3 separate regions of the Homo sapiens genome follow, and regions 1 and 3 are each linked to region 2. Evidence: read pairs that join two places in POLR2A ChIA-PET (ENCODE). Cell type or tissue: GM12878. All regions are shown on one strand. Region 1 overlaps TNN (tenascin N). Region 2 overlaps RABGAP1L (RAB GTPase activating protein 1 like). Region 3 overlaps TNN (tenascin N).

Evidence for each region. ChIA-PET counts read pairs that join two places held together with the same protein. Peaks named below come from ENCODE experiments on the same cell type or tissue, not always from the same donor. Only the 100,000 strongest peaks of a DNase experiment are listed, where the experiment ranks them.
Region 1: POLR2A ChIA-PET joins it to region 2 with 13 read pairs; 2 of 35 experiments call an interaction of 5 or more read pairs at or near these places.
Region 3: POLR2A ChIA-PET joins it to region 2 with 11 read pairs; 2 of 35 experiments call an interaction of 5 or more read pairs at or near these places.

Annotation. Positions count from the first base shown.
Region 1 is chr1:175,133,881-175,136,380 of GRCh38, reverse strand. TNN (tenascin N) reads right to left here. Exons shown (of 19, transcript NM_022093.2): 16 at 440-536. Among named protein-coding and RNA genes, the nearest start is that of KIAA0040, 58 kb to the left of the region's middle. In GM12878, no CTCF peak of the experiment used is centred here; no DNase peak of the experiment used is centred here.
Region 2 is chr1:174,873,454-174,875,953 of GRCh38, reverse strand. The region is part of intron 19 of RABGAP1L (RAB GTPase activating protein 1 like); the gene reads right to left. Among named protein-coding and RNA genes, the nearest start is that of RABGAP1L-AS1, 80 kb to the left of the region's middle. In GM12878, no CTCF peak of the experiment used is centred here; DNase peaks (open chromatin) are centred at 1,123 and 1,468; H3K4me3 peaks cover 1,847 bases; H3K27ac peaks cover 1,608 bases.
Region 3 is chr1:175,141,104-175,143,603 of GRCh38, reverse strand. All of the region lies in intron 17 of TNN (tenascin N), which reads right to left. Among named protein-coding and RNA genes, the nearest start is that of KIAA0040, 50 kb to the left of the region's middle. In GM12878, no CTCF peak of the experiment used is centred here; DNase peaks (open chromatin) are centred at 1,053 and 1,503; H3K4me3 peaks cover 1,523 bases; H3K27ac peaks cover 1,769 bases.

The sequences.
Region 1 (2,500 bases), 260 kb before region 2:
TTTGGCTATTTCACTGTCTGTGAACATCTGCTCCAGAGGAGAGCAGAGGGAAAAGGGGGAAAAAATTGCTCATAATGCCTGGCATCACGAACAGAATTTTAGAGACTGCTAGAGTGACCTCCCAGTAATGGACCAGCATCCCAATCACTGAACTTTTTTTCTACTACTGTGGCTTCTAAGATCTTCAGGCTGCAGGCAGATCCTGCAGAGCTTAAATCAGCATAAAACCCCTGTGACCACCCTACCTTTCAACAAGTTCAGAGTGCAAGACAGCCTTCCCATCAACATGCCCACCAACACCCTGCTCGGCACAGTCCTCTGTCTCCCTGCCACTGGGGCCTCTCTGTGAAGGTGGTGAGCTTCCCTAAGCCTCCTAGCTAGCTTGTCCTGGGAGAAATCACCCCCCACAGCCCCAGCCTCCTGGATTCTGAGATCATACCAAGCCAGAACTCCTTCATGGGGTCCCCAAAGCCTTCCACATAGCTCCTCCATCGCTTGAAGAAATCCAGCTGCCCAGTGTTCCGCCTCTGGAAGACCTGAGAAGGAAGATGAATACTTCACTCTGACCCTCCAAACAGACATAGGTGCTGGGAGACAAGAGAAGACCAAGAGCTTGCTCATACACTGCCTTCCTCCAGCTAGCAAGCCTTTCATTCTAGAGAGGCTTTTTATTTATATGTCAGTAGATTCACTATATTAATAAGCATTCTTTATATGTACCGTAGTATGCCAGGTACTAAGACATGTAGAGCAAAAGCAGAGAAGGTTCCTGCCCTCAAGAAATTTCAATTCTTTCCATTAGTTGTGTGATTCAGTTGCTAGTGTGGGTTGTCTAGGGCAAGATATTCCAGACCTCTGCTAACTCTCACATGTAACTTTCAACACCCATTCAACTCAATTGGGGCACATCATGTTTATGGCATCTTTTTTCCCCTTTTCTGAAATAGTTTGAGGGTAGGAATTATTTTTTAATTCACCTGATTCTTAATATAGCGATTATTTAATACTTATGGAGAAAAAAGTTCACACAACAAATATTTACTGAGCATCTACTATGTACTAGGCAATATGCAAGATAGTGTGCAAAGTGAATAAATCAGAAATAGTCCCTGCCCTCCTGGAACTAATAGTTCAGTAAATAAAATTACTAAATTAAATAATTTTTAAATGCAGTTAAAACTGTGATAAGGGCTATGAGGGAAAGATGCAACAGAACTGTAAGAGCATAAAACAGGAGGACCTGACCAAGGAGCCAAGAAACCACCCCCAGGACATGGCTGAGCTGCAGGATGAGTAGGAGTGGTCAGGCAAGAGCACGGGGGTGAATGTTGGGGCTTCTGGGGGCTGAGGAAGGGATGGAAAGGGAGGCTGAGAAGATGGCAAGAGTCAGTCCTGGTGAGCCTTTAAAAGGGATTGTTGAAGACGTTGGTCCAGGTAAGAGCGCTGGAAATTATTGCAGAGTTTTAAGCAGGAAATGAGATCCAATCAGATTCGTCTCTAGCTTGTAGTGTATGGAATGGACTGGTCAGGGGCAAGAGTGGAAGTGAGATGACCAATTAGGAGACCACTGTAGAGTGCAGATGAAGGGGGACAGTAGCTTGGATGAGGAATGCCCTGAGAATAGATGGAAGTGCATAGAAGGTAAAGTTGACAGAGGTGGTGACAGAATGTGGAACTGAAAGAGGAGGAAGTCAAGGTAAGATAAGTTTCTTATAGTATGGGCTTGCAGATGACTCTTCTCTCAGCTATTCACTGAGATGGGGGATTCAGAGAGGACAGGTGGTAGTTTATTGTTATTTATTTATTTTTGTTGTTGTTGTTGTTTGTTTGTTTTTTGAGATGGAGTCTCACTCTGTTGCCCAGGCTGGAGTGCAGTGGTGTGATCTTGGCTTACTGCAACCTCCGCCTCCCGGGTTCAAGCGACTCTCCTGCCTCAGCCTCCCAAGTAGCTGGGATTACAGGCACACACCACCATGCCCGGCTAATTTTTGTATTTTCAGTAGAGACGGGGTTTCACCATATTGGCCAGACTGGTCTTGAACTCCTGACTTCGTGATCCACCCACCTCAGCCTCCCAAAGTGCAGGTGTGAGCCACTGCGCCTGGCCAAGTACAGGTTTTATGAATGGGTCATGAGCTCATTTGGGGATGTGGTTAAGTGTGAGTTATTTCTGAGGTGTGCTAGTGAATGAAAATACCACAGAGCAATTGGATGTAAGGGCTGGAGTTCTAAAGAGAGGTCTATGCTAGACTTATTAAGGTAGAGTGTGTCTCAGGCAATGCTAGGAGTTCACTGAGTCTCAGTTCACTTTCCTCTTCCCAGGAACACAGGAGGAGGATGTCCATTTACAGCTTCCCTTGCATTTAAGTTGGAGCCATGTGACTGTTTGCAGCCAAAAGGCTGTAGGTGGGAGCCTTTTGTGTGTGGGTGGGTTCTCCACACTCTCTCTTCTACTGCCATGCACCATGGGGCCATGGGAAAGGCCACACACTGAAACAGC
Region 2 (2,500 bases):
AAAAATGCAATATTTTAAATAAATCCACAAGATTAAAACAGCTTCAAACTGTGTTTGACCCTTGTTGGAGTCAGTAAAGCATTTTTACTTCATTTTTGTTCTACAGTGCTGCTTTGTCTGTTAAGCATTATTTTCGTTAACATTTTTTTCCTGCACATTTATCCTGACTCTGACTAACCAGGTAAAAATTAAATGATAATCAGGAGACAAGGCATTATAAGGTGTCCAGGCAGTTCATACCTTTTAAACTCCTTATCTTTTCAGAAGTACTTTAAAAGATACTGTGAACCTCTTCATGCATTCACCAGCACCAGAAGATTTCAGATTATCTTGCAACATTTTCTAGATGTGAAAGCAATTCCTCTTGCTTTCATATTTTTCTTTGCTATTCAGTGACTCAGAGCTTCCACACATGGATATCTGAATAAGGTGCACTGACAAAGACACCTGTTGTGGAAGGTAAAGAAAGTACTTCCCACAATGCCTTACTCCCTGCTGGCAACCACCCAGGGGCAAACAAGAGTTATAACCGCAGTTCAGCAGCGCCTATGCACCCTGGGAGAGTGCATTCAGCGTAACCATAGGTAATCTTCTTGGTTACGAAGAACCCTTATAACCCAAAAGAAAAGGACCAGAAAAAACAATTTTAAATAGCACCTAGAGGTGCTGTACATTAAACTCATAAAACATTTACGGCATCAGGCTATAAGCATGCAAAAACATTTTTAGAAAAATAATCAAAGGCTTTAAAAATAGTTTAAGTTTACATACACAGAAACTAATAACTTCAAATAATTCAGTCCTTTTAGAATTCTACACAGGTTCTTAGATAAATGTTTTAAAAAGCTTCTATAATTTATAACCTTCAACAGATTGTTCTAATTAGCCACAGTGACTAGAATTATTAATAACATGTCATTTCTAAACCCAAGTGGTCCTCTATTGTAGCTGCAGTGCACAGATTTTCTTGAGCAGGGACACTCTAAGTTTGATTTGCAATCTTCACCTTTTGTCACCCTTAAAATGTTCCTTAAAGTTTACTTTACTTTTCAGAGTCTGGGAAGGAAAAATTCAAGGTTTCGTTTCCCCTTATTAAGTGTACTATATTTGTGGTTCCAACGAAAAACATACTCTTTGAAAACTGATGATTAGAGAAACTGTCACTCTACCGTCATTTTCTCCGGTCTCAGAAATAACAGCTACACCAATACCCTCCAAAACTTCAGAAGCTATTGTACACAGTCCTGTCTACGAACTCCTGTTTTACCATCCCCCCAACCCATTGATTCCCTGGGTTGTTTACACCTGAGTGTCTGCAGTTATCGCCTTCACACCACGCAACTGCATTGGAAAAAAAAAAAAAAAAAAAAAAAAAGGCAGTGGTGTGGAGAATTACCTGAGATCAAGGGCTGTGGTGTGGACAATACCATTTGAAGCTAAAACTTACCAGGAGAAGAGTATCAAAACAGGCAACAGAAACCAGCCACACTCCCGGTAACCAAATAGATGGTCCTCAGTTCAAGCAGGAACTAGCTAGCTGTCCGTCCCCGGGCAAGTCATTTAACTTCGCTAGGTTTCAGTTTCCTCATGGTCATGTAAATTGAGAGGGAGAGAATAGATTCCTGGTTTCCACATGGGTATAGAAAGTCAAAAGCAATGTGTCCTATTCCTATTTCCTCCTATCAAATAGGTTTATTTGATAGAAGATATCAAATAGGTTTATTTGATAGAAATAGGTTTATTTGATAGAACCTATCGAATAGGTTTATTAGGTTTATAAACCCTTTCTGGATCTTATTAAGAAAATGTTTATGAATAAAATATCTCCAATGATTTTTAAATGTTGTTCTGAGATTTTACACTGAAAGAGTATTCCATACTAGTAGCTAATTTTGTCCCAACAGTCATCCTCCTAGAACTGTTCTTTTTAACAAAAGCATACCTGGGTCATACTATGAGTCAAATAAACCATCTATTCTCAAGTGTCAAATTTAGAGACAGCCGAAACAAAAATCAAGAAAAGCTTGAATAAGAAGTGGCTATTTTTCTATTGTGTTCTCTCCAATGCAGCAAAGTAGTTGCATTATGGGAGTAGCATTTTTTTATACATCAGTCAAAGCAGCAAGTATAAAAATTATCTCACCTCACCGGGCGCAGTGGCTCACACCTGTAATCCCAGCACTTTAGGAGGACGAGGTGCGTGGATCACAAGGTCAGGAGTTCGAGACCAGCCTGGCCAATATGGTGAAACCCCACCTCTACTAAAAATACAAAAATTAGCCAGGCGTGGTGGCGCGCGCCTGTAGACCCAGCTACTCAGGAGGCTGAAGCAGAATCACTTGAACCCGGGAGGCAGGGGTTGCAGTGAGCCAAGATTGTGCCACTGCACTCCAGCCTGGGCGACAGAGGGAGAATTCCATCTCGGAAAAAAAAAAAAAAAAAATTATCTCAACTCAGGAGAGTAGCAGTCAAGACCTTTTTCCTATATCTCATATTCTAC
Region 3 (2,500 bases), 270 kb before region 2:
AAAGCCTAGCTCAAGGCCACTTCTAAAGAAGATTCTCTTTATTGGTCTTCCCATGCACCCTCCTAACACACACACACACACACACCTACACACAAACACTCCTGAACTTCCAGAGCCCTTCTGGAGACACATGTAAAATTCAGTCCTTCATTACATCCCATCTGGAAAACTGCTTTAATTATTTTGCTTATGTATCTCCTGTTTCCCTATCATATTTTTCATCCTTTTACAAGCTTTCTTTTTCTGCTCATAAAAGGCAATAAGGGCCCATATCAATCACAAGCTTCATCAAGCTCTGTTCCTGCAATAAAGATTCTTACATTTATATCTCAGCTCTAAGTTTAGCGATCTTCTTCGCATGTGCATTCTCATCTCACTCTCACAGCAACCCTGTGAAGTGAGCAGGGCAGCTCTTAGTCCCGTGGGGAAACAAATTCAAAAAGGTTAGACTCTAGGAACTTCTTAAGGTCCCACCGTCCACAAACAGCAGAGCTGGGACTCAAATCTCTGTCCTGAGATTCCAAGTCCAGGGTTCTTTCTGAGACACCAATCCACCTATGCCTTCCTTGTTTCAATGGGGGGCTTCTTGCACGCTAGCAAGAGAGAGCTATCTATCAATGGCTCTTCAAGTGGGGTTCCCAGACCAGCAGCATCCACATCCCCTGAGAACTTGTTAGAAATGCAAATGGGCCAGGCACGGTGGCTCACACCTGTAATCCCAGCACTTTGAGAGGCCGAGGCAGGCAGATCATGAGGTCAGGAGTTCAAGACCAGCCTGGCCAATATGGTGAAACGCCGTCTCTACTGAAAATACAAAAATTGGCCTGGCATGGTGGTGCACACCTGTAGTCCCAGCTACTCTGGAGGCTGAGGCAGAAGAATTGCTTGAATCCGGGAGGTGGAGGTTGCAGTGAGCCAAGATCGTGCCACTGCACTCCAGCCTGGGTGACAGAGTGAGTCTCCATCTCAAAAAAAAAAAGAAAAGAAAAAAGAAATGCAAATTATTTGGCCCCAGCCCAGACCTACAGAACCGGAAACTACAGGTTGGGCCCCGGCAACCTATGCCTTGACAAGCCCTTCCGATGATCTGACGCAGGCTACAGTGTGAGAACCTCTGGTCTACAACTTCACTTGTTTTTTAGGGAACATTTACTGAATACCTGCTGTGGAGCAGCACATGCTTGGCTCTGTGAACACAAAAATAAGAAGGTCCTTGCTCTCAAAAACGTTTTTGGAGTGGGTGGGGTGAATATGCAGAGTTGGTAGCATATGTTAAAAGGGAAGGTCCTAATTTGCCCCCTCCAAGTCTGCAATCTCACCAGCAGCTCGTTTATGCCTCACCCAGAAAAAGCAGGAGGATTCTGGGGCCACGGAGGCCACTTCCACGCAAACACAGCAGACAGGTCTGTCTCCAGTAGTTTTCTCCAATCCAAGAAAGGTATATTGTCATGCTAGTCATACACATTTCCGCCTCCCTCTAGACTTTGTACAGAAAGTTAACCACAGCTTGAAATAACGTGCAGTGTCTCCCTTAGTAACCTTCTTTAAATGAGCACAGCTTAGCTAATTTACATAGAAGGTTCCCAGGGCTGCTTTCTAAGAATCTGTGCAGAGGCTCTCTTAAAGACATGTTTGTGATGATCTAAACCTGGGCACTGGGATAAAGAAAGGTAAAGCAGGTTTTCACCCAAATGTGGGAGGTCTTTTTCTGCAGAAGGATTTTCTACCTTCTAGAAACTGAAGCCATCCTAATGTTCAGAGTGTAGAGAGTGAGAATGAGGACTGGAGGGGTTCATGGCAGGCCCATGAAAGGTCTGTGCCCAAACTCAGAGGGGATCAAGTTGGTCACCATCCATCTCATCAAAATGTCCCTCTGAGGCCCACTCTCCCCCTCTAGGATTCACCAGGTTGGGAAAGATGGCCCAGGCAGCTGAACCTTCAAAGATCAGGAGAAGCCATTAACATCGCATCCCCTGTCAGTCACACACAGACACAGTAGTGTGTGTCAGAACCTTGAATGTCTTTTATTTCAGGATTAGGAATGGATGATTACAAATGATTTGTGCCATTTCTAGCTCTCCCTTTCATCCAGGTACCCATTAATTTTTTTTTTCTTTTTCAGGTGCCAGCATTTAAAAATCCATCCCTGGTCCCAACCCACTAAATGCTTCCAGAGCTCCCCAGTCACATTTCCAAATGCCCCCAGGTTGGGATCCATCCCTGGTTGTGTCCCCACTGTGGCCCATGCAGGTGGGACTCGAAATCAGCTGTAAATCATTGGTTAGCCCTAGAATTCATTCTGCACCATTCTGAATGCCTAGCTCTTTATGTTTGCATTATGATCTCTAAATAGATGAATAACATCTTAATGGTGGAGCTCATAAGATAGCCTCCCTGCCCCCACTAGAAGACTCAGAATCAGAAACTAAATTTACACATCATTACCTTGCTGGAATTTGCTTCATGAAGGGAAAATGGACTTTCTGATATAACTTGAGTG